Linked DNA regions of Mus musculus: region 1 is linked to region 2. Evidence: chromatin loops called from intact Hi-C (ENCODE). Cell type or tissue: left cerebral cortex. All regions are shown on one strand. Links, peaks and the distances in the headings refer to the core of each region. The heading gives the core; the rest is flanking DNA. Region 1 overlaps Stard13 (StAR-related lipid transfer (START) domain containing 13). Region 2 holds the start of Gm52834 (a long non-coding RNA gene).

Region 1 (15,604 bases), core at 4,264-12,263, 88 kb after region 2:
ATGTTTGTTGAAGCCCAAAATTGGTAGAGAGTCGGAACTAAAAAGCTTAGAGAGATGCGTTTGCTTAAATAAATTTGGTAGTTTTAGCAGAGGTTGTTCTGCTCCTGGCATACAGACATGAACAAGAATACTACCACAAGAATCATACTGTGCTTACCAGTTTTTATTTTCAAGTTAACACAAACCACAGTCACCTAGGAAGAGTGAACCTCAACTGAAGGGTTGTCTCCATCAGATTGACCTGTGGGCATTCATGGGGGGCATTTTTGTGATTGCTGATAATATAGGAGGGCCCAGCCCACTGTGGGTGGTGGCATCCCTAGGCAGGTGGGCTCCTGCTGTATAAGAAAAGTGGCTGGGCCCAATGCCTGGAAACAAGGTAGTGAGAAGTGTTCTTCTGTGGTCTCTGGTCCAGGTTCTTGCCTTGAGCTCCTGCTTTGACTTTCCTCCGTGATAGCCTATTACTGGAAGCACAAAATGAAATAAACCCTTCTTTCCTCCCAGGTTGTTTTTGGTCATGGTGTTTGTCAACATGCAACAGAAAGCAAACTAGAACATTCACCATCTTTTTGTTTGTTTGTTTGTTTGTTTATTTTTCAAGACAAGGTTTCTCTGTATAGCCCAGGCTGTCCTGGAACTCACTTTGTAGACCAGGCTGGCCTCAAACTCAGAAATCCGCCTGCCTCTGCCTCCCGAGTGCTGGGTGGGATTAAAGGTGTGCGCCACCACGCCCAGCAAATATTCACCATCTTTAATCCACTTGAGCACATAGACAGAACCCCCGTGTGTATTTCCTGATGCCGTAGGCTCATGGAGTAAAGGAGTGGGTAGGTACTGTTCTATCCAGCCCTAGGTCAACCGGGGTGGACCTTGCTTCCTTTGTGAAAGAGCATGATCATTTGTCATCTGAAATCACTGTCTTGCTTTTCTTTGATGCTCAAACATTAGATTACATCCCTTGGTTCCATGATTGAATGTCTCTGAAGACACATACAAATTCATGTCTGTGAACATGAATGTCTCATTACCCACACACCAAGAAAAAGGAATTACAATCTTGAAGAAATGGCCTCTCTTTAGCTTATTCTTCCTGTGTTCTCTGAATCAATCCTGACCTTTCCCCTGTACCCTCCAAATATCCTCAGTGGTTCTGTGAACAAGGAACACTGTCCTGAGGCAGTCTTGTTCTCTGCCTGGACACAGTAAACACAAGCGTGTATTCAACAGTATAGAATCTGCGCTTTCCACTTTAAAGTTTATTAAAGTTGTCACATGGAAGACAGAGGATCTTTCTGGTGCGACAGAATGACAGATCCACTTGCCGTGGCTGCTCGTAAATTAGATTGGTGATATATTATCTGTTGAAGAAGAAACTTTATCTTAATAGCTACCGTTTGGGCATCAGTCACCTACACCGCAGTCCCACTCCCCCCTCACAAGCAGGGAGCTTTCCACAATTTGTACGTTTCAATTAGGCTGCCGTAAAGGATGAGGTGCCCGAGGGCATTAGTTCATTACTGGTATCCAGCCATGTTTTTCTTGATAAATGACATTCTGAAAGCCTCCATTCCCAGCATAATCACCTTAGGGGACCCACGGAGTATGGCCCCACATGATTCAATTACAGCTAAAAGTTGCTCTCTTCCCAGAGCTTGGAGACTCCAGAAACCCATCTGCAGCCTTTGGCATTTGCAGGATCTTTTTCCTCCCCTCTCTTTTTCATGCACTCTTATAAGGATTCAAATGCAGACAAAGATTATGTTCTGCCTGTCTTCCCACTACCGATTTTTTTCTTCCTATCTGATCATCTTTGTAAAGTGCAGCATCATGTTTTACAACAGTGAACCCAGTTTACCAACAAGTGAGCATATAAATCAATTGACTCCAGCTTTTCCTCCTATCCCAGCAGTAAAGGGTGTTGAGGGTCCTACAGATGCACAGTAACTTACAGTATCCCACAGAGGCCAGAAGAAGAATCCTCTGGACTTGAAGTTACAGACGGTACTGAACCAACATGGGAGAGCTGGAAATCAAACTCAGGGCCTCTAGAACAGTGACCAGTGCTCTTAACCATCTCTCTGACCCTTCATTCCATTGTTTTAAACATTTTGTTTACTCCGAAAGGCCAAGAAATAACTTACATCTATTTCAGTAACAGAGTAGTTGACTGTGTAATTTGTTTGTTTGGTTTGGTTTGGTTTGGTTTGGTTTGGTTTGGTTTGGTTTGGTTTGGTTTGGTTTGGATTGGATTTCAAGACAGGGTTTCTCTGTGTAGTCTTAACTGTCCAGAAACTCACTCTGTAGGTTCTGGTTTGAACTCAGAGATCTGCCTGCCTTTGTGCTCTGAGTGCTGGGATTAAAGACATGCACTACCACCTATGGCTGAAAATCTGCAGTCTTAAATAGCTTCTGTAGTAACTTCATAAGCAGACCCCTAGGGCTGGAGTTACAAGTGGTTGTGAACCATCCAATAAAGACCTCCCCCTTCTTCCGAGTCCACAAAGATGTGCCTTCTTCCTGGTGCTCAGTGCTTCAGCCATCATATTGCTAAGGAAATAGGGCGGAGACACTCCCAGAGAAGATTATTGCTGTATGCATCTGCTTTAGTGCTCAAAAGTATAAAAACTTCCGCAAATACACAAAGGATCAAGTGGGATCAAGTGCTGAGATGTGCTGAGAAGTGCTGCTGAGGCCAGGTTCTCCTGCACTCAGACATCCCACATTCTTCAGTCCTTTGTGATGTTTTCACGGAAGGCTCAGAAGGGGTATGCAGCTAGTTCTGCTCCTTGACAAGTCAGAGGAGAGAGCAAATCAGGGTCCTCTAGGAGGTTTGGACCCCCCTTCCCGGCCAGCCATAAATCTGGCCTTCTGACTTGAATGGCATAGAGGATTTCATGTCTCTGAGTCCAAAGATGTTGTCAGTTGACCCACTTGAGTCATTTCTGCACTATTCACTCAAACTGAGAGACCAGCTTTGTGTCAGTTTTCCAGATGGACATCTGTAAATCTAAGTGCACTTGTATATTTCTAATTTCTGAATTTTGAGTGCGTGTTAGAGTCACACTTAAGCCTGGTCAAAACACAGATCTCTACACGTCACCCCTGGAGCTTCCAATTCACTGAGTCTGGGATGAGGCTAAGCACGGATGTCTGGACCTCACCAAAGAAGTTTGCAGCTGCCTTGGTCCCTGGCGCCCGAGATGCTTCCGTTACTTCTTTTTCAGGGTACCGCCGTCATTTGGGACCCCAGTCTCAGGCCAAAACAATTATCTGTGAAGTAGATAGGGTTAAGTCACTTACTATGTATTTATGTCCTAAAACCATAGTGATTTCTTTAAAGCACCCTTAAATCAGAAGAAAACAATGTAGTTAGCCATAGAACCTCCTTGCAGATTTTCAAACCTCGGGTTCCTGGTATTAAATAGGGTAACATTTGTCTAGAACCCTATGCACATTGGCTCACAGACTTTAGTCTCTAGATGGCTTTAATACTTAATGTAGAATAAATGCTGTGTAAGTAGCTATCATGCTAAAATAAGCACAAGAAGAATGCCTGTACATATATTCCAAACAGGCAAAATCGTTTTCCTGAGTGTTTCCCATCCATGACTGGATGAATCTCAAGGTTATAGCACATAGATATGGGGAAGGATTTATTAATTACTAATAAACATCTGCCTACATTAGAGTTTAAACGCAGGTAGGATGCTGGGGGGGGGGGTCCCATCAGAAACTGGAAGCTGATTGGCTGCTCTGTTGCTGATTGGCTGCTGCCGGTCTCATTCTCCATTGCATGTTGATTTTCATGTTGCATCTGCCTTCTCCAGGCATGGCCTCTGGAAAAGGACTGTCAAGGGAGAGGGTCTCCAGTCAGAAGTGCAAACTACTTTGGATTCAGTTTGTCAGTATCTGACAGCATCCTGGTGTGACTGTAAAACTCTCAAAGTTTAAAATATCCCATGGCACCCTGTGGGTTTTCCACCGTGCCCCAAGTGCCCTGGTGCCCATTTAGGGAATGGAGGGTTTAAATGTCATCATTTTAAATTTAAAAAAAAAGTATTGAATTTCACGTATATTGGTATTTTACTTACGTGTATGTCTGTGTGAGGGTGTTGGGTCCCCTAAAACTGTAGTGTGCTGCCATGTGGGTGCTGGGAATTGATCTCAGGTCCTCTGGAAGAGTAGCCAGTGTTCTTAACCACTGAGCCATCTCTTCAGCCTTCAAGTTTCCCCATTTCTGTTTAAATCGATCTGCTTTGAGATTCTCTTTGAGACCTAAGGAAGACGTTTGCTCAGCTTTCTTCCTCCCTGTGATTCTTGCAGCAATTGCTAAAATGTTTAGACTGTAGAAAAGTAAAAGTAAAAAAAAAAAAAAATGTAAATCAATTCTTACAGGTTAGCCAGGTGTGGTAGCACGCACCTTTGATCCCAGCACTCCGGAGGCAGAGGCAGATGGATTTCTATGAGTTCCAGGGCAGCTGGAGTTACACAGAAAGACCCTGTCTCAACCAAAGCAAGCAAACAAGAAATACAAGTTTACCAGTCTTGAAATAAATGGTGTGTTCATTTCTGTAGTAGAGGAAGTGGATAGGAAGGGTCAGAGAACATGACCACCGTGAAAAGCTATCATACAGAAGGCTCCCATGTCAGTGTGGGTATGAAACATGCTCTTCTTCAGACCTGATGGAGCCTAGCCATGGGCTGACAAATTATTGCTCTCACATTATACCTAGGAAGCTGGTATGTCCTATTAGGTAACTTGGTTTATGCAAAGAGAATATTTTACCTATCTTTAAGGAAAATGGTTTTTATGAAACCTGGCTCTCATTTTTTTTTTCTAATTGAAAAATTCTAACTTCATAGCTAATTTTAACAAAACTCACATAAGGTCGGTAGATATCAAGTAATTATTTTGCCAATGTTAAATCCATGGCCAGCCAGTCATGGATGTGAGAAGGCTGGTGAGTTACTAAAGCTTTTGGAAAATCCCCATGGAGAGAGAAGACAGTGTGGGGAGTTTTGATGAGGCTGGGCTACCAGGAGGAAGGCTGGTAGACATTGAAGGATAGCTGAGTTCCCAGGGTCCCCAGTTTCTGGGTCCTCAAGAGCATTCTCTCAGAAGAATAAATTCAGAACACATGAAGGACAATGGGGACCGGAAAGTCAGCACATGACAGGAGCAGTGTGACCATGTGGTGTTCATGGCAGGGAGCAGGTGTTCAGAAACTGCTGCTTGAAACAGCACTTCAGATGAACCAGGCTCGCCCCTTTTTTGTCTCTGAGTACCTGTACTTGGAAGCCACGGGTGCATATAAACATATAAACCCGAGAATGAGCTCAGATTATTTGCAATGCCCCGACCCTGTGCACTGAGTAATGTTCCACCTACATTGTTGTTTCTAGTGTATGGTGGCAGGAGCAATCAATCAATCAATCAATCAATCAATTTTATTAACCAAGTGCTTCTATCCAGCCTGCCATGGAGTATGTATAGTTGATTGAATACACTAGCCTGTGATCTGTGTGATGGAGCAGAGGCCTCCTTTCCTTGGTTTCAATTGCTTAGGTTCAATTGGCTAACTGCAGTCCAAAAATAACAAAGGGAAAATTCAGAAGCAAGCACAGATGCCGTATAATCTTATTATAATGACTTAGTATGATCGTTGTTAATCTTTTTTTTTTTTTTTCTGTTAAATGTTCATCCTCCGTGAGGGCCTTTCTTGGAAGACATCTGGTGGGGAGTGAGATATGCTGAGATAACCCGGAGCTGGGGGATTGTTTCAGATAAAATTCAGAAATTCCGGGGGCTGGTGAGATGGCTCCTCAGTTAAGACTACTTAATGCTCTTTCAAAGGCCCTCAGTTCAAATCCCAACAACCACGTGATGGCTCACAACCATCTGTAATAAGATCTGATGCCCTCTTCTGGTGTGTCTGAAGACAGCTACAGTATTCTTAACACATAACAATAAATCTTTGGGCCTGAGGGAGTGGGGTGGAGCGAGAGGCACTGGAATGAGCAGAGATCCTGAGTTCAATTCTCAGCAACCACATAATGGCTCACAACCATCTGTACAGCTACAGTGTACTCGTATACATAAAACAAATAAATAAATCTTTTCTAAAAATTCAGAAATCTCAAGAAACAAACAAAAAACAAAAACAAAACAGAAAAACTCCACAGAGCTAGGAGTCAGAAAAAGCCATGAGTCCCAGGTGGTCATGCAGTCAGGGCTGTTCTAAGGAATGAATCACTTTCCTTTCTGTGGTCCAACACAGAGTACAGTGCCTGACAGAATGGATGGATGGGATGAGGGGAGAATGGTGGAAGTTGCTTATGGTGAGTTATTTAAAGCCAGCAGGCACTCTCCCCATGTCTGTCCTCCTTCCTCCGGTCTTTACAACAGCCAGCCTTCCAATATCCAAACATTGGCACTGGCAGTGAAGCCAGCCAGGGGGTGTCCTATGAGACTGTAGAACTCCTTAGGCTGTGATGTCCTCTCAGCCACTGGTACTGTGGCACCACTGGGCCTTGTCTCCCCTGTTCTTGAGTAGTGTGCTACCAATGGCTTCCCATTATTGTTCCTGTCTTTGATGGTTCTGGGGATAGGATGACCACTCAAGGGGTTTCTTGGGAAGAAAGTCTTTCCTTTAACCCTGCAGCTCATCCTCGGTATGGCTTAACCTCCTCGTATCTTTCTAAGTCAGTGTTGCAGTCTCCCCAGTAGGAAATACATGGGGTTTGGGGTTTGGTTCTTTGTTTTTGTTTGTTTTCGTGTTTTTTCCTCTTCCTTAAGTGCCCGCAGCACTGAGAGTTTGCCTGTCTTTTCCTTTTGTGGTTCTGGAACTCTTTGCCAGATTCTAGCATCACACAGCTGTAATATAAGCAGAGACAAAGCGCCACGGTATGCAGCTGGCACATCAACAACTGTACATAAGGGTACGGTCTGGGAGCAGATGAGCAGAGGCTGACCTTGGGTATCCTAATGGACAAATAAACCATTCTTGACAGGAGAGAATACAGATGAATCAACATGAGAGTAACAGGAAATAGGCTGAGATTTCAGCAAGAGGGAATACTGTGCATCAAGGAGCAACCCTTGACCAGAAGGATGTTGTAAAGTAGGGGTGGGAGAACGTGACTATAGCTTTAAAAAGATTATGAAATCTCTACTCCCAAAAGCACGGACTATCTGAGTGTCTTGGTTTAAAAATGAAGATTTTTCTGAAATAAGAGAAGGTGAAAAGAGTGATTCTGGAGGCAGAGCTTAGGCTGGTGGGGATTGCCATAGAGTCTTTCAAGCAGCTTCCCTAGATGGGCCACATCCAGGTCTCCTTTCAGTCAAGGTGAGAAGAACGTGCCCAGGCTATTCTCTGCCTACATTGAGAGGTTTGAGAAAGAGGGGTCACTCTTTGACAGCAAGATTAACTGGAAACACAGGGTGATGTCACAACAGCAGTGACTCTTCTCACCTGGGATTGATCTGGGGACACTGATGCTCACAGTCCTGTCTGAAGAGTGAAGTCTCCAGGTCTTCGGCCATCTGCTCGCAATAATGGCAGATTCACTTTCAGATCCCATGACCTCTCAGGGTGCTCTTGCAGGGGTTCTCAAGGCCTGGGGTGAGTGCTGCTTCCCTTAGAGTGCAGGCAGGGTCACCTCAACATCTGAGGCACTCACTGGGGTTCTCTCTGCCCTGATTCTGGCAGCAGACACTCTCCAAAAGAGCCTGCCACATTGTAAACCCATTAAGGCTTGACTCCCTGGGGACAACAAAGAGAACTAACTGCCTTTTGAATGTGGGCTGTGTGGAGGGGACAGCAGTGCCTTCTGGCACCGGGGCTTGTCCTCAGGGCCAGGGTAATCTGTAGGGAAAGTTACAGGCTTCTGAGGGGATATTTTCACAGGTTCTCCAAACAAAAGGCTCTTTCTTTCCACTCTGTCCGACTCTCCTGCTAATTAACTGAGCCTAGTGGAAAGCAGGCCACTTCTGCAAAGAGACTCCTGTGCACGGGGTGCTTAGGATGTTTTTGTCTTGTTTGTCCGAGGAGGCACTGAGAAGGCCCTATTTGGGGAGCTGGTAGCAAGGCTGCCTGCAGACTGTCACAGGACACCTCATTTCTTCTAGTAATTTCCCCCATATGCACAGCCCAGCAAGCTGTGCTCGCCTGGCAGACATGGTAAGCACCTCGTCTAGGTCACTCAGTCCCCTCCTGCAATTGATTGTCCTTCACCTCAGGGACCATTCAGTCCATGTCTTCTTGGCACTCCTGGGCTGTAGCTCACTGACCTCTGTTTACTGCCCTGTTGTCGCTATTTAAGAAGTCCCTTTCCAGACCATCTGTCTTAGATTGCTATTCTGTTTACTTTCCCGCAGGCCCAGGGCCCTGTCTCTTGTATGTCTTTTGAATTCAAAATGCACTGGAGGACCGGGAAGCTCATTAGGCAAGCAATTTCTATTCCAGCGTCTGCTTAGGCAAAGTTTGCCAGAGCCTGCCAGCCTTCTGGAATTGTGGCTGAACCTTTCGAAACTTAGCTTTTAACACTGCCTTTTTTTTTTCTTCCCTTGTTTTGTAATGTTTATAACTAAGTACTATGCAGTTTGGAAAGAGTACTGAATCTTGTTTGTTTTATTCCTGTGTATGACCTTGACCATGAGGAGACATGTAAATTTGATCTGACTCTTATCAGTATTGACTCAAGATTTCTCATTTGTTTCTGTTTAGGCCGGTTTGGTTATGAGACTCGGGGTTGGGGGGGAAGCTCTTCACAGGCCTCTAGTGGACATGCAGCAGAACTGTTGAAATCTCACATTCAAATGCATTGGACCTTGGTGTGGAATTAGGCAATCGCAGAAATAACATTCTTTGTTGGTATTTCAATTAAGGATAAGTCATTGCATTTGTGTTAAAGGCAAAGGGAAGAAGAGTGACCGGAATCAAATTCGTGTTTGCCTTTGGCAGATCACTACCTAGTGGTCAACTTCTGCCGGCTCTATATTTATTTTGGCTTTTATTTGTGTGCCTATGGGTTTTGGGGCCTTCGTGCCACAGAGTGTAGCATGTGAAGGGCAGAGGGTAGCTTGCAGGAGTCCGAACTCTCCTCCTCCCTGTTCATCTCATGTGGGTTCTGAAAGAATAAAAAGGGAAAGGAATGTGCCTGATTCCAGTGAGGCATGGTGGAGGAGATGGTTCATTGTTGACATGGAAGAAGGTGGGAACATCTGGGAGGGTCCAAAGTAGACATAACCCTGAGCCATTCGAGGAGAGGGGGGAAGGGAAGAGAGAGAGGAGAGAGAGGGGAACCAGCAGCCAGGAGGCCCAAAGGTACAAAAAGAGACTAGGTAACCAAAATGGTTAGATTATATAGCGAAGGGAAGCTGGAGGAAGGGCAGCCCAGCCCAATGGGCTGGAGAATTCAGGGCAGGGGATGGAGCACACCAGCCAGCCAGGATGGCCCCTTATCTGGGAGAACCTGGAAGCCTCTCCTTTGATATGTTAAGTAGGCCCCTCTGCCATTTGTCTAGGGTTTGAAACCTAACAGTTTCCAGTCCTGGAAACAAATGCCTCTTCCCTCTGAGCCTTCACCTTCTCCTCATGCAGTTATAACTTTACCAAATACTTTCGCTAGAGCAGCCATACAGAACAATAAAGAGTCTTATTTCATCAAAGCAATTTAATTGTAACATCACCTTATCATTTCAAGTCAACTGCATTGTGAATTCATTTTGCCCAAGGTTGGTGAGGTCTTTGAAATACCTGCTATTTTAATAGATTCGTAGTCTGAATGCTTCACCTGAACTAAGCAAAAAAAAAAAAAAAAAAAAAAAAAAAATCACAAGTCCTTGTCAAGAAATATGTGAAGAATCATTATGCAGAGAGAACCCCACCCTTCCCCGACGCCTGAATCCCACTCCCCACCCCCACCCCCCACCCCACATACAGTGATTTTCCATGAGGGCTCCCTTGCCTCTTCATGCTTCTGTGCCTCGCTTTTATGTTTCCTTTGCTTGAGTAACTCCACCCTTGCACCACTTAACCCACCCAGCAAAATCCTTCATATCCTTACCCATCCAAATCAAATGTTCTTTTTTCTTTCTTTTTTTTTTCTTTTTTCCTTCTCTCTCTCTCTCTCTCTCTCTCTCTCTCTCTCTCTCTGGCAATTCTAACACACACACAGAGTAGTGGATTCTGCACCACTGCTGCCTATTCACTGTATGATAAAGTTAGTTTATAAAGAGCCTGTTTCTTTCTGAGGATGGGTCTTGGACTTCATGTGGCCCATTAGGCTATATTCTGACAAGTGATGATGTTTGCAATGTCCTCTGTACCCGGGCATTTAGTGAAGGTTTCTTTGAAGTTGACTGCTATCCCATGGGGTGCTTATCCTTGGTAAACGGTCAGGGTAAGGTGTTGCATCTCATCTTTTTCACGTCTGTGTGTCTGTGTGTCTGTGCATGCGCTCAGGTATCCTTGGAGGCCAGAAGAGGGCATGGGGTCTCTTGGAACTGAAGTTAAAAGCAGTTGTCCGGTGGGCACTGGAAACTGAACTCAGGTCCTCTGGAAGAGCATCGTTTGAAAGAAAATGCCCAAGTCTTCAGGGAAAGCAGCCAGTGCTCTTAAACTCTGTACCTTCTCTGTAGCCCACACATCTCATGTTCAGGGTGGAAGTCCACCTACAGCATCCTCACTTCCTCTGCTTGCCTCCTTCCTCCATGGCTACTTCAAACTTAAAATGAGATTAAAGGCTCACGTTAACTGTTTGATGGTGGTTGTGATTGATTGAAAGCTTATCTGAAACTTAAAATGAAGTGTTCTTCCTTAGCATCAGGCAAGAATAAGATGTCAAGCAACTCTGCTGTTGATAAAGTTGTTTGAATAATGGAATGCTGGCATCCCATATGCATCAGAAGCCATCCTCTCTTTTATTTATTTCAATTGTATGTGTCTGTATGTTTACCTGCATGGAAGCCTGTGTACCGTGTGTGTGTGTGTGTGTGTGTGTGTGTGTGTGTGTGTGTGTGTGGGCGGGCGCGCGCGTGCGTGTGCCTAGTATCTGGGGAGCCCAGAAGAAGGTGTCAGATCTCTTAGAACTAGAATTAAAGATGGTTGTGAGCTACCATATGGATGCTGGGAACTGAACCCAGGTCCTCTGTAAGAGCAGCCAGTGCTCTTAACCACACAGACATCTCACCAGCCCTTTAATGTCTTTTCTCATAGCTCTGATGGCTGGAAGACTGATCTGGGCAGTCAGCATGGTGTAATTCTGGCAAGGGTCTCACAGCCAGTTAACCCACTGGCTCATTGGTGGATTAATCTACCCCTTCAGCCCCCACTCCTTTCACCACCCAACACTGCTACTCTGGGGGCCAAGTATTGAACAAATGAAATTTGGAGAACAAATAACTTGAGTAGCTGTCTACCCAAAAAAATCAAAAGTCCAATAAACTACATCTTTACACTTAACTCAGAAAGACAGGTTTAAAAGAAATGGACAGACAGGATGGTTCTTTATATTTTATATACACTGTATTACAGTCTGTGGTACTATTATTTCCTGAAGGAGCAGTTATAGTCAAGCTGGCTCTACTACAACTTTCCTTGGACTGTGGCAAGATTGGTTTTGGGATGGCCCTGCGACTCTGACTGTTAAAAATAGAAGTGAGTGAGTTCTCATCCAGAGATCTAAGAGCTTGTGTATAACTGCTGTGTTCCATTCTCATTGTTACCGAGGCTACTACGATGAAGTCTGTTTCCACAACTGTAGTCAGCCTGGAAGGAATGAAGACAGTCTAAAGAGATACTTGCATCTCTCATTCTATCTGTCTATTGAAAAAATGGAATCCAAAACAAATGGGAATTTCCCCAGGAATCTCCTGATGGAAGAAGAAAAAGGCCCCTGCCAGAGGGAACTTACTTTCCTGAAACAGATGAGACTAGAGCCCAGACAAGGATGGGTCAATGGGGGATGGGACCACACCTTGATTAGATGTGTTTATCCTTGGCCTCCATTTAAACTGTAATTTCACTTTAGAATGGATTTGGGGAATTCTCTGAATTTCTTTGTCATGCTTTCCAATATGGCTACATTGAATAAGTCTTTCTCTGTCTCTCTGTCTCTCTCTCTTTCTCCTCCTCCTCCTCCTCCTCCTTTCTTTTTTTAATTGGCTTACTGAGAACAGGTGGCTGAACCTGTCTTGGGGCACAGCTTGCAAACCCCAATGCTCCTCCTCCCTCCCAAGTTTGATGACACTATGAAGGACTAAGATGGGCCATGTTCTACCGCCAGTCTTTGGTGAACATACGGAGAAGTATGCTCTCATTGTGTTAGCTGCTAAGATTTGGGACTAATTTGTTACTGAACCATAACTTGGCCTGTCATAATAGAAAATATAAAAAGATAGAACTGTTTCCAAGATCTAAGTCAGAGGGAAAAAATATGATGGCATCTGCAAAACCTAGAAAACCTAAAGCATTATCTCCACCCCATGAGCAAACAATATTATTCATCTTTGTTTCCATCCATGGTGTCTAGGTTACATTCAGACAACTGGTCAACCAACATCCTCCGCTTTAGGACTATATATGTTATCGTATATAACCATTAATGTTTCTCCCTACCAGGAACTCAAATAGACTTTGGATCACACAATCATATTTCCCCAGAGAAATATGGTGGGGTCAACCAAGCCTATGGGGGGGGCACACTTTGGCTCAACTGTCTCTATAGACATCACTGAGCAAACTTTAAATCTATAAAATGTTTAACTTTAAGAAAATTACTGGTGCACATCTAATCACTATCTGATATCCCCAGGCACTCTCTAAGTGCTTAGATGTGTGAACTCGTTCACTCCAACTTATATGACGAAAGCATTACCGCTACCCCCCTTTGTAGGGAATACACAAGGAACATTGCCCATACTTGTGAAGGCCAGATGTAAGCATAAGTGAGGAGACCGAGAACTACACTGTTAACTTTTCTAGATGGAAGCTTGAAAGACATGTACCACAGACGAGCTCCTGAAATGTCTGGGCTGTCTTCACCTTTGCTGTATGATAGCAATGTGAAACATCACAGCCGAGAAGGCAGGGTCAGAGCTCAATGTTGCCAGGCACTTTCTGAACTTCTGTCCTCAGATAACTTAATATCTCGCTCCAGACTCTCAATGCTGCCAGTAAGTGCTGTGTAATCAAGGACGAGCTGGATGACTTCCACCAAGGGTTTTTTTTTTTTTTTTTTTTTTTTTTTTATAAGCTATCAGATCTGAACTTAATTAATCTACAGCCTGTTTTCAGAAATGAGATTCTCTAGTAATCCCAAGAAGAAAATGGTTTCCTTTCCCCTGTTTCCTATGAAAGTTATTATATTTACCAATCATTTAATTTATCAGTGTTTCACAGGCCAGTGACCAACATGAAATTAATCCTGTCTTAGGAAGACTGGGCCTGGGAACAAGGAACAAATTATAGCAGATAGAACAGGGGCTGTGTGGGGGGGGGTTTCTTTGTTTGTTTGTTTGTTTGTTTGTTTGTTTTTTGTTTTGTTTTGTTTTTTAGAGTACCAAAGGCGTTTTCCCTGTGATATTATCCATTACCAAAGAAGAGTGCAGAACATTTTGCTGGTTGCTAAGAATTTCAATGGGCTGAGAATTTTTAGGGCCTTGCTATTTATATGTATGGAGACAGCACAGATGGCTGCCTTCTCCCTTCTTTATCTGTAATACAGATCTATGAAGACGAAGGAAAACAGGAACACCATAGAAATGAACAGAAGTGGGACCAGAAAAGGGCAGCAGAAGATGCCCTGGAAATGTTCTGCATCTGTTAGTGCTCCCTGAACATAAACAAGGTGCTCATGTGGAGCTGACGGTCTGAGACTCAGAAGGGTCTGGTCTCTGGTTTCCGTCTTGAAATACTTAAAGTTTTTATTAGTTGCAGCAAAATACAGGAAACCCTCTCCTCCGTGTTCTTGTAAAGATTTCATTTTTTATTTTATTCATGTGTATGTCTGTGCATAATGTGCATGTGGTGCTCAGGGGGACCAGAAGAGGGAGTCAGATCCCATGGAATCAGAGTTACAGATGGTTGAGTTACCATGTGGGCACTGGGAACTGAACTCAGGTTCTTTGCAAGAGTAGCTCTTAACTGCTGAGCCATTTCTCCAGCTCTAATTCCAGCGTGTATAACAATGTCTTTCATTGCTGGCTTACAAAGTGCAGATACATTGGTTTTGGGGCAAACTGCTCTCCTCATGACACATGGGAGGCCCAAAAGAGAAAAAGGAGTCTCCCTCAAGGATGTGTCCACAATTGTGTAACATCCTCCAACTAGGCTGCACCTCTCAAGAGTCCCATCATCTCCCAAGCATCCTACCAGCACAGACAAAACCTCTACTATACTGATCTTTGAGAATTCTGATCTAAACCATGTCTAGTGAAGGTAAGCCAGGCTGGGACAAGCAGGTCATGCCATGAACCCAGGAGTCCTTCCATGAAAGCAAGACTCAGGTGGCCAGATCTGCAGGTGCCGTGCTGAGTGTCTTTTCTCTTTCTCCAGAACACTCGCTCTGTGACTGTATTCCCTGCCTGCTCTCCTCTGAGCTGGGCAAAGTGTTTTTAAGTCATTATAAACAGTACTGATTTGCAAGAAGCAATAGCCTGTGTGTCTCAAGGGAAAAGTCTACAGTCAAAAAACCCAATGCTTCATAAAAAAAAGGCTTTACAGTGATCTTGTTCCCCTGCAAACAAGGCTCTACCCTGCTGGAGGCTCCTACTTCTCTGAGCGGATCTCTGGCTCCTGACAGTGGGGACCACCTTGGAACTCAAACTCTCTGAGGTGTTCAGAAACACAACTCATTTTTTAAGCTTTCAAGCTCTGCGGCCTTAGCCATTATAGCAGAAGGAAAGAGTGTGTGCAAAGTTATGGAAAAGAAAAAAGCTAAAGCTTGTGGTATGTTCTGAAGTCACTGGAGGGTCGTGGGAGCACGCAGATGCTTCTGTCACTCAGCGCTGATGTTCTGCCTTTGAACTACTAGGGCATTACAGGAGAGAAGCTAATCTTTTGTGGCCAGCACAGCTTGCCTGTGTTGATAAGTGTGATTAACAACACTAAAGTCAAATACATTAGCAAATGCCTTATAGCTGCCAGGAACGCTCATGGCCACCCACGCTTCACAGCTAAATAAGAAACACAAGTTTCAGGAGCCTGGGATTCCTAGATCTGCTGTATGTACATGCCTTCAGCTTTGATTTTCAAGTTGGTTTCAATCAAATCGGAGAGCGCTATTGTTAGAAAGCAGCTACATATAAACTGCCACATGAGGAATGTGCTTTTTTTTTTTTTGTTTGCTTGTTTGTTTGTTTGTGAGAGATGCTTGCTTGATTTTCAGAATCTTCTACGGAATCTGCAGGCTTCTCTAAATTTAAAAGTAGATTTTTAAAAAAAATCTAGAAACTTCTTTACACAACCCAGTGCTTGAGCCTAACCCTCAACCAGAAGTCAAAAGTCAAAGGCTCTCTAGTGGTGAAGCAATAAGTCAGTCAGTGTTCCCAGCAATGGAAAGGGCCCAGCTTGCCCAGGGAGCACCCTGAACCATGTGACCA
Region 2 (15,604 bases), core at 4,816-12,815:
CATAAATGATGGCTTACATAAAATGATGATGGTGGTGGTGGTGGTGGTGATGATGATTATAGTGATAGAAGCTAACAGTCAGTAAATGTTAATTATTTAAGAGTCACTATCGGAATTTGCATATGTTACTGCATTTCATCCTTGTCAAAAACTTCATGAAGGGAACAACATTATCATCTGAAGTGAAAACTTAAGGGTTCTTTGGATGGTGTTTTGCTGGGGCAAAAACAAAAAAACAAAAAAACAAACAAAAAAAACCGTGAAGGAACATTTTGCTGAAGCAGACACAGGAGAAAGGATGTTCTGCTAAAGCATACACATGAAAGGACAGGTGATGAAGGATTCTTCACTAACAACACACATGTATTGGTCTGCCTTACGTTGTGCAGTTTAGCAGCATTTGTTGGGACTCTATAGAGAGAAATGAACCAAAAAACTTCTGGGAGTGTGCTGCAGTTTCTTGCCACTTCTACAGACTCAGGCTGACTGGCAGAGTGATGTCAGCTGAGACAGACACATGTGGTGAAGCAAGACCCGTGGAGGACATGTGATGTTTCGAGGGTATAAATAATAGGACTTGATGGACAGAGATGGAGGGTGAGCTAGGGGTGCCTATAGTGCTCGCTGTGCAATACTTGTGAGTCTCACATCTTTGCTGATCTTCGCTTCTCCTGGCGCTTCTCCCAGGCCCCTCCTGCTGACTCATGCCGAGGCTGAGGCCTGGCTCTCTCTGCTAGGCAGTGCCACCACCGCTGATTCCTGTTTGCTATCCCGACCCTACCAGACTGGACTGCTGGTGCATCCACGAAGTGTTTGTTTATGAGTGGATCAAACTGCTGCTGCTGACCTGTGAACTCAACTGCTGATTTCCTGACAATACAGAGGGGAGTTACTCCAAAGAACTATTTCTAAATAGAAACAGCCCCCCCCCCCACACACACACACCCAACTCCTTACTTTTCCTCTACTTCTGGTGGGTGGTGGGTTACAAGCAAGGTTAAAGCACTAAGAAACATCATTAAAAGTAGGCATTTGAAAGAAAGTCACAATCACCATCATTTTACAGGTGCTGAGGTTGGGTAAATGAAAAGAGAAGTAATTTGTTATGATCGCAAAGCAGGTCAGTCTGTGAAAGTTCCCTCCAATCCTGTACTCCAAGGGTAGGCTGGCTTTCACAGCCTAACACCACTGATGTTCATTGCCCTATCTGAGTATCTCCCAAAGTACTGAAATCTGAAACTGCTATGTACTGGGGCTGTCATAGCAGACTAGATAAATATCAAGGGGTCAGTTTCCTTATATCAACATAATAAAGCAAGCTGTGTGCTAAGTTAAATTTACTCAACCTATATGAGGAAGACAGAGTGAAGAATGTCACGGGGTTGTCAAGATGATTGCAAAGACTGGAATCTTCAGTAACCCATGAGACAGGGACTCGGTCTCTCTCATTTGGTAATGCTCATTCCCAAAAGCACACAAGAAAAATATAGAAAGGGGGCTAGAGGTATAGCTCAATTGGTAGAGTGTTTGCCCCTTATGCACAAGGTCCTGGGTTCAACCCCCCAGCACTGCATCAGCCAGGTGTGCTACTGCATATGTGTAATCTAGGTACATGGGTGGCAGAGGCAGGAGACTCAGAAGTTCAAAGTGAGCTTTGGATACATAGTAAGTTTGAGGTCACTCTGGATGACATGAGACATTGTCTCAGAAACAGAAAAGCAACACGGAAAGCAACACTATAAAGACATCCCATTAGGGTTACTCCTAAAAACATGAGGTGGAGAGAGAACAATCACCACCAAATGTGACTCTCATTATGCTGAAGTTTTAAGGAGAAAAAGACAAACCTAAACTAAACCAGTTTACTAAACGGAAGGAGAGTCAGGGAAAGACTAGCCGGGAAAGACTTTCAGAGGGCTCAGCGTGCTTGCTACAATTCTCTCTCTCAGACACTGGCAGCTTTAGTTGGTTAGCACAAGGATACAGATAAATGATCATCTCCAGAGGGCACAATTAGATATATCTGTTAGGAAAATAGACCACACAACACTCCCAAAGCACAGCCAGCCATGTGCTTTATACGTGTTAACTAAATATGACTATCAAAGGCTGTTCTGAGTAGGAAGTTGCTCCAGTGAATGAGAAAACATGGCAGCCTCACTGCCACATCCTTCCAGGAGCCTGATAACAAACAAAATGGCCAGGGGGCATCAGCCACCCACTGCCTTGGCTCATGAGTCTGTGCTCACTCAGGTGCCTCTGGGCTGCCGTTCTGCACATCTGCAGTTTCCTCCTGCATGGCTCAGAGCAGTGAACAAGGGATGGAGAGGGGATGAGGAAAAAAGCAACCTGCAGACTTTCAGAGTTTCCTCCTCGACATTGGAGAGAAAGAGAGGTGCTGCTCGCTCATTATTGCCCCTCCCTGGCTGGTCTGTCTCCCCCCAAGCAGCCCTATCCCTTGGTATAACCTGAATGGTAAAAGAGAAGAGGAGAAGAGAAAAGAAGAGGAGAAGAGAAGAGAAGAGAAGAGAAGAGAAGAGAAGAGAAGAGAAGAGAAGAGAAGAGAAGAGAAGAGAAGAGAAGAGAAAAAAAATTAACCTGCTGCCATGAGAGAAGCTAATGGAATTACTTCTATTGAGCATCGGGATAGTTGAGTTAGAGGGACTCAGGAAAGATTTTGGCCAGGACAGTGATGTAATAATATAGTATGGTTGGCAGCACTGAGTGAATGCTTTCCATGTGACAAGTGGCTTATGTCATTTCATCCATAGCCCCATCCTCGAGAGAGTTAATGTCCAGGGGCAGAAACATGAGTCAACGGGGTCTCAGCCTCTGGCCACATCTTGAATCCATATATTCCCTTTCTGCACCAACTTGAACCTTGAGACTAGCCATGTGGAGCCTTATGTAAGAGGATAGGGTCTACACGAGCCTGTTGGAGCGTGATGAGATCGTGCCAGGAGGAATGGGCTGGTCAGCATCCAGTAGCCCCACATGCTCCAGAAAGGACAACAATGGACTGACCAAGATGATAATTAGAGGTGACATGAACAGGGTACTTAGCGATTTAGTGAGGGGCAAGAGGGTAGTACTGATTAGAGAGGCCTATGTTCCAAGATAAAGGGAGTAAGGAACTGAGCTTTTCTGTGGGTGCTTTTCTTGGATTTTGGCGTCAGTTAAAGAAGGATGGCAGTTGGGGGTCAAACCTACAGAGAGGCAGACTTACAAGAAATAACAACACCCACGGATTTCCCAAGACACAAGACAGGCCAGAGCACAGAGCAAGCACAGGCCAGGGAATGGATCCCCGGCAGGAACAGCACCCTGTCTTCTGATGTGATGAGGGAGCAGAAAGTCAGAATGATGGCAGGCAAGGTGGGGATTTGTTATCTGAAGCAGGGGATGTTTTATTTTCACCAGCTTGCTACAGATGGAGGTCCACATGAGAGCAGAGGGCTTGGAAACAGATCTGGTGGAGGTTGAGCATGGACCAGGGTAACAATGTGTGGCTCTGAGCTCTGGGACTTCTAATATCAGCTGGCCCCTGCAGGACTGTGCATGCTGTGTGCCCCAAGATGCTTGGGTAGCACCTGTTCTGAGCAGATCACCTGGCTTCTCTGTGACAGAGCCCAGTTCACAATCATCCAACAGCCAGAACTAACCAAATCTGCAGGGCCAGAACCTATGTTCAAGTTCAGAGTTTAAGAACTCCCAAGGCAGAGTATCTTAGCACAAAAATGCTTATTTGGATGAAAAAAAAAAAAAAAGAAGAAGAAGAAGAAGAAGGTGGTTGGGGTCCAGGCTTCCTGAAGCTCATTGATCACTGAAGTTGCTTGGCTGTCTTGGCTGTTTGTAGCAGTGTTCTAGTGTGTGTGTGTATGTGTGTGCTTGTGTCCGGGGGTAGGAGATGGGGAGGGATAAGGAGGGAGGAAGGGAGAGAGGTAGTCTACTGCCTTCAGCTCAACTGGGATCTTTTGAAAGCCAAACACACAGCTTCTCTAGGACTGTAATCATTACTCACTTTGTTGTTACACCTTATAGATGTACCTGTAAGATGCACAGTTAGCCACTCCTATAAACATACAAAGCACAGGATATCATCAGAAAAGTGTTTGGCTGGGGTCTAGAAGGCCATCTGGATTAGTCTGTAACTGGCTGCCATAAGTTCAAGTCCTCTTCTAAGCCATGCCTTACTGCATCATAACAGATAACTTCAAAGGTTTACCAAGACCATGCAAAAATGCTCAGCGATGCTTTCTAGCTCATCTCTAACTGAGATGTGCTTCATCTGTACACACTTTACATGTCTATGACAACACAGTGTGGTGATAAAGAGCATCTTTGCAATGAATGGTCCCTCTCCTGCATCTCTAGGACAGTATAGACTGATGGAGGATGACGTCAGCAGAGGTCAGCAGAGGCTATGTGGGTAGCTTTAATTTCAACTCTAAGTCAATAGTGATTTATAAAACCAAAGGATGGAATAGTTTCCCTGAGTTTTTTAAACTTCACATGGGACATCTAGAGAGGAAATAAACAATTTGTCAGACAAGTGGAGAGACATTTAAGAAGAAAAGGGAGAGACTAACCATTGCAAGAGTTTTCTGGCCAGGTGTGGTAGAGCATACTGTAACCCTGCTACTGGGAGTTTTAGGCAAGACTGCTTGGATTTTGAGAGGCCAGTATGAGGAATAAGACCTCTCTCAAAACAAGTAGAATCAAAAATTCTCTTTTGAAATTATACCAAATTTTATGTGACAGCACTGACTATGTCATTGAATTACATCAAATTGTGTTATAATTTCTCTGAAACCCTTAAAAACACTTTACAAAAAACGCCTTATAAACTGCAAGACAAGTCCCAGAGGATGGGGCTGAGGAGGTAGTCTGGTCCTTGCCTTTGAGTTTTAAAAGTATTTTATTTTTTCTCTATCTTGTATTTGTTTGTTTATTATCTATCTATCTATCTATCTATCTATCTATCTATCTATCTATCTATCTATCTATCTATCTATCTATGATTATCTTGTTTTAAGACAGCATTTCATTTTATAGCCCAGGCTGGCCTCACATACTCCAGGAAATTCTCCTGCCTCAGCAGGATTACAGGTGTGAGCCAGCCTGGCTTGTCTTTGCCTTCCTAAATAAAAAGTTTGAAGCCCAGGAAACTTGGTCATTCCTCACCCCGTGGAGAAGCAAAGAAGTGATCATTTTCTTAAAGACCCTGGTGTAGTTGTTTAAAACTACACAGTTCCTTCGCTCTCGCTTCAGTATTAATGTCTGATTCTGAGTATACTCTCTACTTTTGGTTAGTGTATGGAAGGCTCTTCTAGTTTCCATTTTTCCTCCTTGGAATTCCCACTTCTTTGTCAGCATACAGATATATGGGCTCCCCAGTCCACACCATAGTCAATGTAGATTGTACTCTGAAAATTATATCATGTTGTTGGAACCAGGAAGGGACTGCATAACTCAAAGACACTGTGTAGAACGCCCCCAACCCCCACCCCCCGGAAGGTCAGCTTGGCTCGAGTGCAAATGATTTAAATTCTGAACTCTGAGAGTCTTGGGCACTAACTGCTGCTGTATCAAAGCTCTTGTGTCAGAGTAGGGTTGGTAAGCGATGCGGAAAACCAGGAAACGGAAGGCTATGGCACAGTCCCTAACTTTGGGATGAGAGGGAAAGACCTGGAGCCGGCTGTCAGCCTGGGCTAGGGTGCAGGGAGGAGCCGGGGAGGGAGGGAAGGAAAGAGGGAGGACGCAGCAGGAGAGGGGAGAGGGGCTGGCGGAACCCAGAGGCCGCCTCTCAGGGCGCCTGGCGGGCGCACCGGGTCCCGCGTGGCCGAGCGTCCAAACGTCGGAGGCGGTTTGAGTGGCGGTGACCAGGCTGCCCCGCGCCATGAGGACTCGTCTGAGATGAGCAGCCCACGAAGAGCGGTGTACGCGCCTCTCCGGAGATCGCTAAGCGAGCAGCTGCGGGACTCCAGCGCCAGAGCCTGGGATCTGCTGTGGAGGAACGTCCGCGAGCGGCGGCTGGCAGGTCGGTGTCCCGGGGCCCTGGGTGCAGGTTCTGACCAGTCAGATCGGGCACAGTGCCTGACAGCTGGCCTGTGCGCGGACCAGAGTCCTCCACTCGGGCGGGCGCAAAGGTAGCTGTGACTGTGCCCCAGATTGGCATTTCCACGTGGCTGAGGGCTGGCAAGGGTGGCGCGACTGGGCAAGAGCTTACCGTAGTGGTAGAGACTAGAAGTTTGGAGGGAAACAGGTGAACAGTTTTTGAAAGCAAACGACCACACACCACCCCGATGCCCTCAGGATCCGAAGTGTCCATATAGGAAATGCCTGAGAAAGACTTAGGAATTCATTGCCCCAGGGTCAGAGGAAGAGAAACTGATTATTCCTAAGGGTTCTTAAGAACGCTTGCTTCTTTAACCCACACCCAGCTTATGAGCTGTGGCCACAGGTGTGTGCCAGCTCTGCGGGGACCATCCTCTATCTCCTGATGCGGCCACAAGCACAGTGAGTGGTCTGGGCTCCCCACCCCTGAAGTCACTGCATTACACCTGTTCAGTAAGACAAAATCCTCTGAGTCCACCGGCAGGCTCAGAGGCAGAGGCCTCCTTTGCCTGGTGGGAGCTGCCAGAAGATGCTTCAAGAATTACCGAGAGGTGTGACTGGAAGGGTTTCTGAGATGATCGTGTCTTGTCTTCTGAGTTTGTCTTCCGTTGGAGTGGAAGAGAATTATAGAAGGGAAGGTATAAAGCCTGGCAGAAGGAAGGAAAGGATGACACAGGTGAAAGAGGCTTGACCTTTGAGCTCCTCCTTTCGCCTATTTAACCCGCAGAACAAGTCTGCCCCTCCCCCCCCCCCTCCCCGTCCCCCGCCGCTCTCTACACCAGGTGGTGTTCTACCTTCAGAGTCAGGCCACCACATTCTCTCTCTCTCTCTCTCTCTCTCTCTCTCTCTCTCTCTCTCTCTCTCTCTCTCACACACACACACACACACACACACACACACACACACACACACACACACATCCGTGGCTTGAAGCATTCTGAGTGAGATTCGGCAGCCCAGGTTCCTTTGAACAGAACACCCTTATCAAACTAACTCAGAAGTAGGCATTGCAAATGATTCTGACACTCAACTTAGTGTAGTAAGCATTAAATGTTTACCCATATTTCCTCTCCAGCACAATGGCTCCATTTAGTAAACACCCAAGAAAAACAAACTCTACCTATACCTGCCTCCACTGGACTCAGAAATAAATTGAGGTCAACCCAGTAATTTTGACTGTTGTTCCTTAAAGACTTGTAGGCACATGGTAGACGCCAGTGGGTAATGGTTAAGAACACAACCCATCCCATCAGGCCCCTGCAAGCGTGTGTCTTGTTTTCCCGTTATAATCTGTAGGATGGAAGGAAGCTTCTGTGCACAAGTGAGCTTGCTGCTTCATAACTTAAGAAATCTTATTGCAAAGGACCTGTTGACAGTGTCTGTTGTTTAATCCTGTGGCGTTTAAGTCAGTGGTTCCTCGGAAACCAGAAGGCTCTCCAGGAGGGTTGCCAAGACTGTGCTAGGTTTTCATAGTTGAGACCAAAGAGGACTACAACTTCTCCAAAAAGAGAGCTTGGAAGTGAAAGAGGTTTGTAAATACTTCACGGGCATCTTAGACATTGCGGTTTGAGCAGTGGAGGCAGGTATAGGTAGAGATTTTTTAAGACCAAGCATATGAAGTTAGATATTAAGGCTAAACGTAGCTTCAGAATGTTAAGTGTAAGAGTTCGCTCAGAGCGGCACAACTATTTTTTTTAAATGGTGGTATGAGGTTTTAAAATGTTTAATCAGAATATTAATATCTGCTTACCCATAATCTTCTTACCATTCTGCTAACAGCAAATGCCAGAAGGTTATTCAACTAGGACCAAACAATTCTCTGTAGAGTGGACTTCAACTTCTGTTTCTCTAAGCTGCCGGGCTGCTTGCCACAAAACCAAGCCAACCCCATGAAGGAGCTTTTAGATGCAAATTGATTTTCTTGGGTTTTCTTGCTAAAGTAGCTAAAATATGGAACTTTGGCCACGAGACACTGAAATACTTAAGTTATTAATGTTGGCATCAATTCCAGGGGAAAGTGCTCTCCGTTGGTGAAAGTCATCTTTATAAGACTCAGTTCACAGTTCACAGTATCAGAATAGCTCTCCAGAGGACCGTGTCCCCAAGAGCATGTGCTCAGGGAGGGAGGTACCCCAGTCTTGTTTGTTTGGGATTTTGTTTCCTTTATTTTCTTTTATATAAAATAAAAGTTTTGTGCCGGCTTCTCTTTAGCTTGCTAGACTTTTCTCCTTTAACCTAGAGGACCAGTGCTGAGAGCCTAGCTAGAGTGCCCTGAAGGTATTGGAAGCCCATGTTCTAACTCCACATTTTTCATGAAAGGTTGTCTAGTCAGTTCAACAGAGAGGCAAGAGGAAGTGCAGCTGAATGAGAACAAGTAATTAAAGGAGGACATGATTGCTTCCACAAGGTTGCAGTTTTTATTATAAATATTAAGGAAGAACACAGGCAGAGGCATCTCAAAGAGTCCAGAGCGAACATGACCTGCCAACTGATCAGGGCCATGTGGAGAGAGAAGGGACAGGGGAGAGCCAGAAGCTAAGATACCAAGAGACCAAGAGAAGAAAGAACCACACACCCAAAATGTCTGGGTTTTATAGGTCAGGTAGGGACTCAAGGATGCTGGGAGAAGCTGGTGCCAGCATCAGCTTTGGTATGTTAATAGGAACCTCAGCCATTTGTTCTGAGTTTGAGAACTATCCCAGTATAAGCATAGCAAAGCCTATGGTATTCTGTACCATGTGATCATACATAATGTGAAAAACACATTTCTGAACATAGGTCGCAGTGACTATAAGAAAAGCAAGTAATAAATGGCCCAGAGCGATGCCACTAGCAAGTTCTTGTCCAAGAAGAGGCAGCAGGTGTCCATCTGGGGCCTGCCAGTTCTGCGGACTGGAACAGCTGAAGGGGCTTTCAGTAGACAGGCACATTTACCAATGCACACTTCCTCTCCACCAGGGTTCCAATTCCCATGGAGCCAGCAAGAGTCTTTCTCATCTGTCACCTCCGGAATCATTATGTCAGTGGTAATAACTGTTTATTTCCCAAAAGATGAATCTGGTTTATCCAAAGCAGGATTCAAATTCAGGCCATTAAATGTTAGAGGAAACCTATGCCCATACCTTAGGATTAGAAAACATGGAGACTGACAGAGACATTCTGTTACTACAGCTGGACCTAAAACCTTAACAAAAAGAGCGTGAAAATCTGCTGTTTCTCTCCTGGACTAGCAAGGATAACCCTGTGCACCTAGCCAAGCTTGTCCTCAAACCATTCTGCTGTAGTGGTTAGTATATTAGCTTATAAAGGTTTGAAACAAATCAGTAGTCATGCATCTTGCTTGTTGGGGCCTGTAGGTGTTCACCCCACCCATCACCAGAACAAGGGAGGTCGTAAACTCTAAATGAACTACCATGTTTCCCACGTAGGTAAGTGACAGGGCCTTTGGTGGCCTCGGTTCTGCAATCAGCGGATGTGAGCTTTCTGTGCCCAAATCATTAAGCTCTTTAGGCCCAGCACACCCATCACCTTCTGGCACTCCTTAGCACTTACTTGCAGCTTCTTTTCAAATGTTAATGATTGGGAAACAATATACAGTTTCCTTCCCCTTCAGACTGGAAGTCCCTGGTGTGTTTGACTCCCTTATACTGGCATAACAATGTTTAAGTAGCTTGTACGTTTATTGATACTAAGTCTTTGATCTCTCTTTTAAAAAAATAGTCTTGTGTTAAATCATTTCTCTGAGACACAGGAAATTAAAACTGCTACCAAAAAATATACTAAGTTAAAACACTGAAAAGTTTCAGCTATGTTAGAAACAAGTTTTCCACCAAGTTTCCATGGGTTCTTGTTAAGACAGGTTCCTCGATTCTCAAAGTCAAGAGCAGTGTTCTATCATGCGATGTAAACAGATTGGGACTTCAGTGCAAAGCGGGATGGAGAATAAAGAGTGGTCCATTCAATGTTCCTTATTAAAATCTGTATGCAGTGACGTCACAAGGACCGGGTGGCTCCAGCAGATCCTTTTCATGTTCTGCTATCTTTGCGTTCCATCACTTTGGTAAGGAATAGTTGTTGTTGTGTTGGAATGGTGCTCATATCTGGACAGATCACACCAGGCCAGCACAGCTCCAGGGAGAAGTTTATTGGGAGAGAAGTGGGGAAGAGTAAAGGATGAAGGGGGGTGAAGAAGAAGAAGAATAGGAGGAGGAGGAGGAAGAAGAGGAGGGAGGGGAAAGGGGAGGGGAACAAGAGGAAGGGGAAGACGAAGACAGAAGAAGGAGGAGAGGAGGAGGAAAGAAGAAGAAGAAGAAGAAGAAGAAGAAGAAGAAGAAGAAGAAGAAGAAGAAGAAGAAGAAGAAGAAGAAGAAGAAGAAGAAGAAGAAGAAGAAGAAGAAAGAGAAGAGGAGAGGAGAGGAGAAGAGAAGAGAAGAGAAGAGAAGAGAAGAGAAGAGAAGAGAAGAGAAGAGAAGAGAAGAGAAGAGAAGAGAAGAGAAGAGAAGAGAGAGAGAGGAAGGAAGGAAGGAAGGAAGGAAGGAAGGAAGGAAGGAAGGAAGGAAGGAAGGAAGGAAAGGGGGAGGGAGGATCGGGGCTCAGCCTTTTATTTGGGCTACGATGTGCACAGCAGCGCACAGGTGGGTCAGCAGGGGCAGGAGAAGTGAACGCTGGGAAGGTATAGCGGTTGCCATGGCAACAGACACGTGGTTCCTTGTTGCCTAGGATGACGTCATCATTGGATTCGGAGGCTGTAGGCCGCTTCTGAGGCCAACAATAGTCATTGCTGCTCTTACAGGGTTTTGTCTTTGATGCCACTGCCTGGAAAACACGGAAATGTGCTTAATAGTAACAGTGACAATCATCTAAACAGGGCTTATCACCTAGATTGGAGCTCTTCACCTTCACTGCTCTCAGGATCACCACTGCCTTCCAGAGCATCAGTACCAAGCCCCTCCTTGACCCTCTATTTCAGATGTGGGATGGTGTACAGCTGGCGCTGAGGACCACTGATTTATATCAAGTTCCCTTGATATAACTCATGAATAATAATTAACTCATGAAATGTGGAGCTCAATATAGTACTTATTCAAAACGAGCAGACCTAGCCCAAAACCTCAAAATCTGAAATGCTCCAAACTCCGAATTTAAAGCAAGCAAACAAACAAAACATATCAACAGGAGGCCACAGGTAGAACAAGCCACCCTCTTCTTGTGGCTTGTTCACAGCTCCCTCAGCATCCCACAGTTTCAAAGATTCTGGAGCTCTTTCAGCTGTGAAAAGTCTGTAGACTTTCATCCAGCATGAAGTTATTAAACATAATGAATTAAATTTTATTCAGATGACATGTATAACATATATACAACACGAGTGAATTTTATGTTAAGATTTGATTTCCACCCCTAAGATTTCTTTATTGTGTCTATGTAAATATATTTCAAAATCTGAAAAAAAAATGACTGAAATTGCATTGAGGCAAAAAAGATAGTCCAACTCTGTTGTAAGCACAGAAGCAACGTTCTGTTTAAGGGAGGTGAGTTTACCCTATTATAGAGCTAGCACAAACAAACAAAGAAGTCAGCAGTGGCTGAATAATAACATTTTTTTAAAAAAAATTGCAAAAGCGAGTTCATGACAGGAAATGATGTCAGACACATGGCCAGGATCAAGTGGCCATAGGCTTAGGTTGGGCTTGCAGCCAGGGAAAGCTTGGACTTACATCTAACATGGACTTTACAAAAAGGGTAAGACCAAATAAGTTGTCACCATCAACGGTGCTGCTAAGGCACACAGTAGGCATGAATGGCAGCTAAGGCACACAGTAGGTATGAATGGCAAGAGGAATGGTGGTGGAAAAGGATGGCAGAAGCAACAGCTAGTAGTCTGAAATTCCTCCAGAAAGCCATCCAACATGCACTTGGAGGATTGAATGGCCTAAAACTGCCAGAAAACACAGATATTTTCATTAAGATTCAGTAGCAAAACTAGTTATGAAGCAGCAACAAAAACGATTTTAGAGTTGGGGTTCCATACATGAAGACTTAAAGGGTCACAGCAATAGAGAGAGTGAGAACCACTGATCTAGAAGAATCCATAAGAAACAAGCACAGTCGCTAACAACGGTCCTAAGATGAAGAGTCTGGGTAGATGCTGGCACAGCACCATTTTCTTCTTGCAACTGTTGGCACTAAGATGACTCGTGTTTGAATCTTTTTTTAAAAGTTTTTATTGAGTTTACATCATACACCCCAATCCCACTCATCTCCCTGTCCCCTCTTATCTGCCCTTAGCCCTCCCAACCTCTGCCTTTGCAACCTTTCCCCCACCCCAAAGCACAAATAAACAAAACAAAGCATAGAAAATACCTCATCTTGGAAGCTGTCGTGTGTCTGAGTTTGAATCTTAATTCTGCTTGCTAATAAGCTGTAGATTTGGGGTCAAAATTCACCTCAGTGTTCTTAAGTTTCCTTAGCTTCAAAAGAGTGGCTAAGCATAGTACGCACTTCTGTGTTGTCATGAGAACTGAGTTACCTACCAAAAAAAAAAAAAAAGTAGTCCCACTTCTGCCCTCCAATAACACTACATGTTAGTTTAAGCAAAGGTGTATCTGAGGTATAAAGTGCCAGAGACATAAGATCTCGGTGTTAAAAAGATTCCTTTAGCACTAACCATAAGCCACTAGTCCTTTCAATTCTGAAGTAATCTGCTGGTTCCTGTGTATGTGGGTCTCGTTAGGAGCTTCCAAGTGATAGGACCTTGGACTTTCCTTATTCTGACAGAGCTTCAGTCAAATGCTGAATATGTGGATAGCAGCGTCGGAGTCGGATCCATTGGCATTTTAATATGTTCATTGATTATGCAAAAGATTTTGTCTTTTGGAGACATGATCAATTTTGATTTGTTTGTAATACTTACCATCAGTTTTGGGATAATACAGCCAACAGTTATTCACATGCCCTTGGCTTACCTGGAATTGGATGAAAATGGGGTTAAAATGAGAGAGATGTTGAACTAGATAATCTCCGATATCCCTTTTAGCTTTTCAGTGAAGCTGTGTAACTGGGCTGAAGGGCTAATTACATCATCAGTTGTTTTCAATCCCTCTGCTTTGTGGAGTCTGGGGGATGGTCTAAGGGATGAGAGAAGAGAAAGGGGCAGAGGACCACTCAGCACTCCCGGTCCCCCCCACTCCCCCCCCCACCCGGGGGCAGTTTCAGACTCTTAGCACAGCGCAGCAGAGTCTCACAGTGGGTACCTCCTAGAACTGGAACGACATCTGCCAGAATCAGAGAAGAAACGTGGAGAGAAGATGCTAGAGCCCCGGGCCTGGAAGCACCTATAAAATCTATACAATAGGCCGGTGGCAGGGCTCATAGGCCAGGGCACCTGCTGCCAAGTCTGAGGACCCGTGTTCCAACTCCAGAAGCCGCACAGTGGAAGGAGAGAGCCCACTCCTGAAAATTATTCTCTGCTCCCCACATGCCTGTACCCACAGGCTCTGCACTGCAGTTATACCGGGCTGCTTAGCCTCAGGGGCCATCTGAGGCTAAGCCCCATCAGCCTTAGTTTCCAGTGCAGAAGTCTGTAATCCCGCCCTCTTTTCCCCACCCAGCAGCACAGTCCCCACTGCTTAGTCCAGTGTTCTGGCATTAACATTTTGAAACTCATAAAAATAATTCAAGTGCCATTTTAATTTTGCACAAGGTCTTACATGATAAATGATTACACGCGCAGAGGAAACCAGGCTCTTACAGTATCGGGCTCTGCTTTGTAAATTCACCTTCAAAAGGTTCCATTTTAGTGTTTGCTGAGTATAACACTGTCATAATGAAATGAGGCACTAACATCGTCTTTGATTGTCACCGGGTTATAATGACTATAGTTCATTGATTACATACATTGAAGCAAATATTTTAATTTCTGTTTTTAAAGTATGCGGCTTAAAGTATGTCAGGCAATTGGGACAAAGCACAACCCTTGTCATGCTAGACTCCCTGATGTATGTGTTGAACCTTCTTAATTAAGCTGGTCCTTGATTAAATATTTACTTATTGTTTTTTACAATGCCCATACAGATTAATTCATTAAATTACTTCTATTTAAGTCATTAAAGCTATTTCCTGTGTGGCATTCACCTGTGGTTTTTACCAAGAAAAGGAAATTAGCTGCAGTAATAAAAACCTCTCGTTCATCTTCAGGGATTTTTCTGGATCTCTTCGCCAACATATGATCTTGTCTTAGTGCCCATCTGCCCCTGGAAAGAGTATTGATAGAGTCAAATCTCACCTGTTGCATAGGTAAAGTCTTCCTTTACTAACAGCAGCTATACTTAGAACTGCTTGTTTGCTAATCTAAACAAAACATAATTATTTCTGGCCAATGAAGAAAATAAGAGCGTGGGCTGAAGAGATTGCTCAGTGGTTAGAGCACTGGCTGCTCTTGTAGAGGGGGAAGACCTACGTTCCCAGCACCTGTGTGGTGGCTCACAACTGTCTAAAACTCCGGTCCCAGGGTATCTGATGCCCTCTTCTGGCATTTCCAGATATCTGTATGTACACATAATGTACACACAAGCAGGCAAAACACTCATACCCATAGAAAATAAAAATAAACACATTTTTAAAAATAAGAACATTATGTTTTTTTCTCAGCCTGTATCATCTAAGAACATATTTAAGTGACTCTGAATAAGTAAGTAAGTAAGCCAGAAGAAGATCTAACCAGCTTACTGTAGACATTACCAGGAAGCTGGCCTTCCCGACAGTAGGACGCTGGCCCTCAGGTGGGCACGCCCCATGAAGAGACGCTAATGACAGTGGCTTTTGTGGATCTAGTTCTGAGCACAAGGGAAGCATGAAATGGCTACTTCATAGAACATCTCTAACAAGCCTGATGTTCCAATAAGTCTGTAGTAAATTAGATGGTCATAGCCGTGCTGTTGTTATTTACAATTTAAACCATAGGGCCACTGTTGAAATGTCTCCTGGATTCATGCTTGGATCTAATGATGACTTTCATGGTTCTATCTGTCTCTGGGCCTCACACTGTTCCTAGGGGCATGCCAGCTGCCCCAGCTTAGTACCAGCATTAGGGATGAGTGTTGTGTTCTCATCCCGTGAGTGCACTACTGATATCTATTGTGGTAAGTAACCATTGGGAGTTCCTACCCCACCTTTAATATTTAGTTCCCTAGTAAAAGACATACAATTTTATATTTATAATAAGCCTTAAAAGACTGGCGCTGGGCTGATATCAACCCTCTATGCTATTATGTCTACTTCCCTGTCTTCTTCAATTGGCCAGGCATTGAGAACAATGGCTGTGTTCTCATGATCCACCTACCCATGGAGTCTTCTCCCTTCTCTTTTCTTTCTTTTCCTCTTCGTGGTCTCTGCCCCAGACCCCAAGCCCAGGAACTGAAACTCTGCCTACCTCTCTTCTTCTTTACATAACCAACAGTTTTAAATCAAGGAGCAAAGTTATATAGCACCA

Evidence for each region. Hi-C counts contacts between places; a loop is a spot of excess contacts. Peaks named below come from ENCODE experiments on the same cell type or tissue, not always from the same donor. Only the 100,000 strongest peaks of a DNase experiment are listed, where the experiment ranks them.
Region 1: it touches region 2 in a loop (2.9-fold over the local background); 11 of 42 quality-filtered maps call a loop at or near these places.

Annotation. Positions count from the first base shown.
Region 1 is chr5:151,135,614-151,151,217 of GRCm38, reverse strand. All of the region lies in intron 1 of Stard13 (StAR-related lipid transfer (START) domain containing 13), which reads left to right. Among named protein-coding and RNA genes, the nearest start is that of Stard13, 47 kb to the left of the region's middle. In left cerebral cortex, for the core only: a CTCF peak has its summit at 8,786; DNase peaks (open chromatin) are centred at 7,867, 8,435, 8,784 and 10,644; H3K27ac peaks cover 1,933 bases.
Region 2 is chr5:151,224,027-151,239,630 of GRCm38, reverse strand. Gm52834 (a long non-coding RNA gene) reads right to left here and starts at 8,010. Exons shown (of 3, transcript XR_003956031.1): 1 at 7,868-8,010; 2 at 6,663-6,764; 3 at 2,536-6,243. It also overlaps a transcript of Stard13 not described here. In left cerebral cortex, for the core only: no CTCF peak of the experiment used is centred there; DNase peaks (open chromatin) are centred at 6,133, 6,627, 7,517, 8,040 and 1 more place; H3K4me3 peaks cover 1,314 bases; H3K27ac peaks cover 1,045 bases.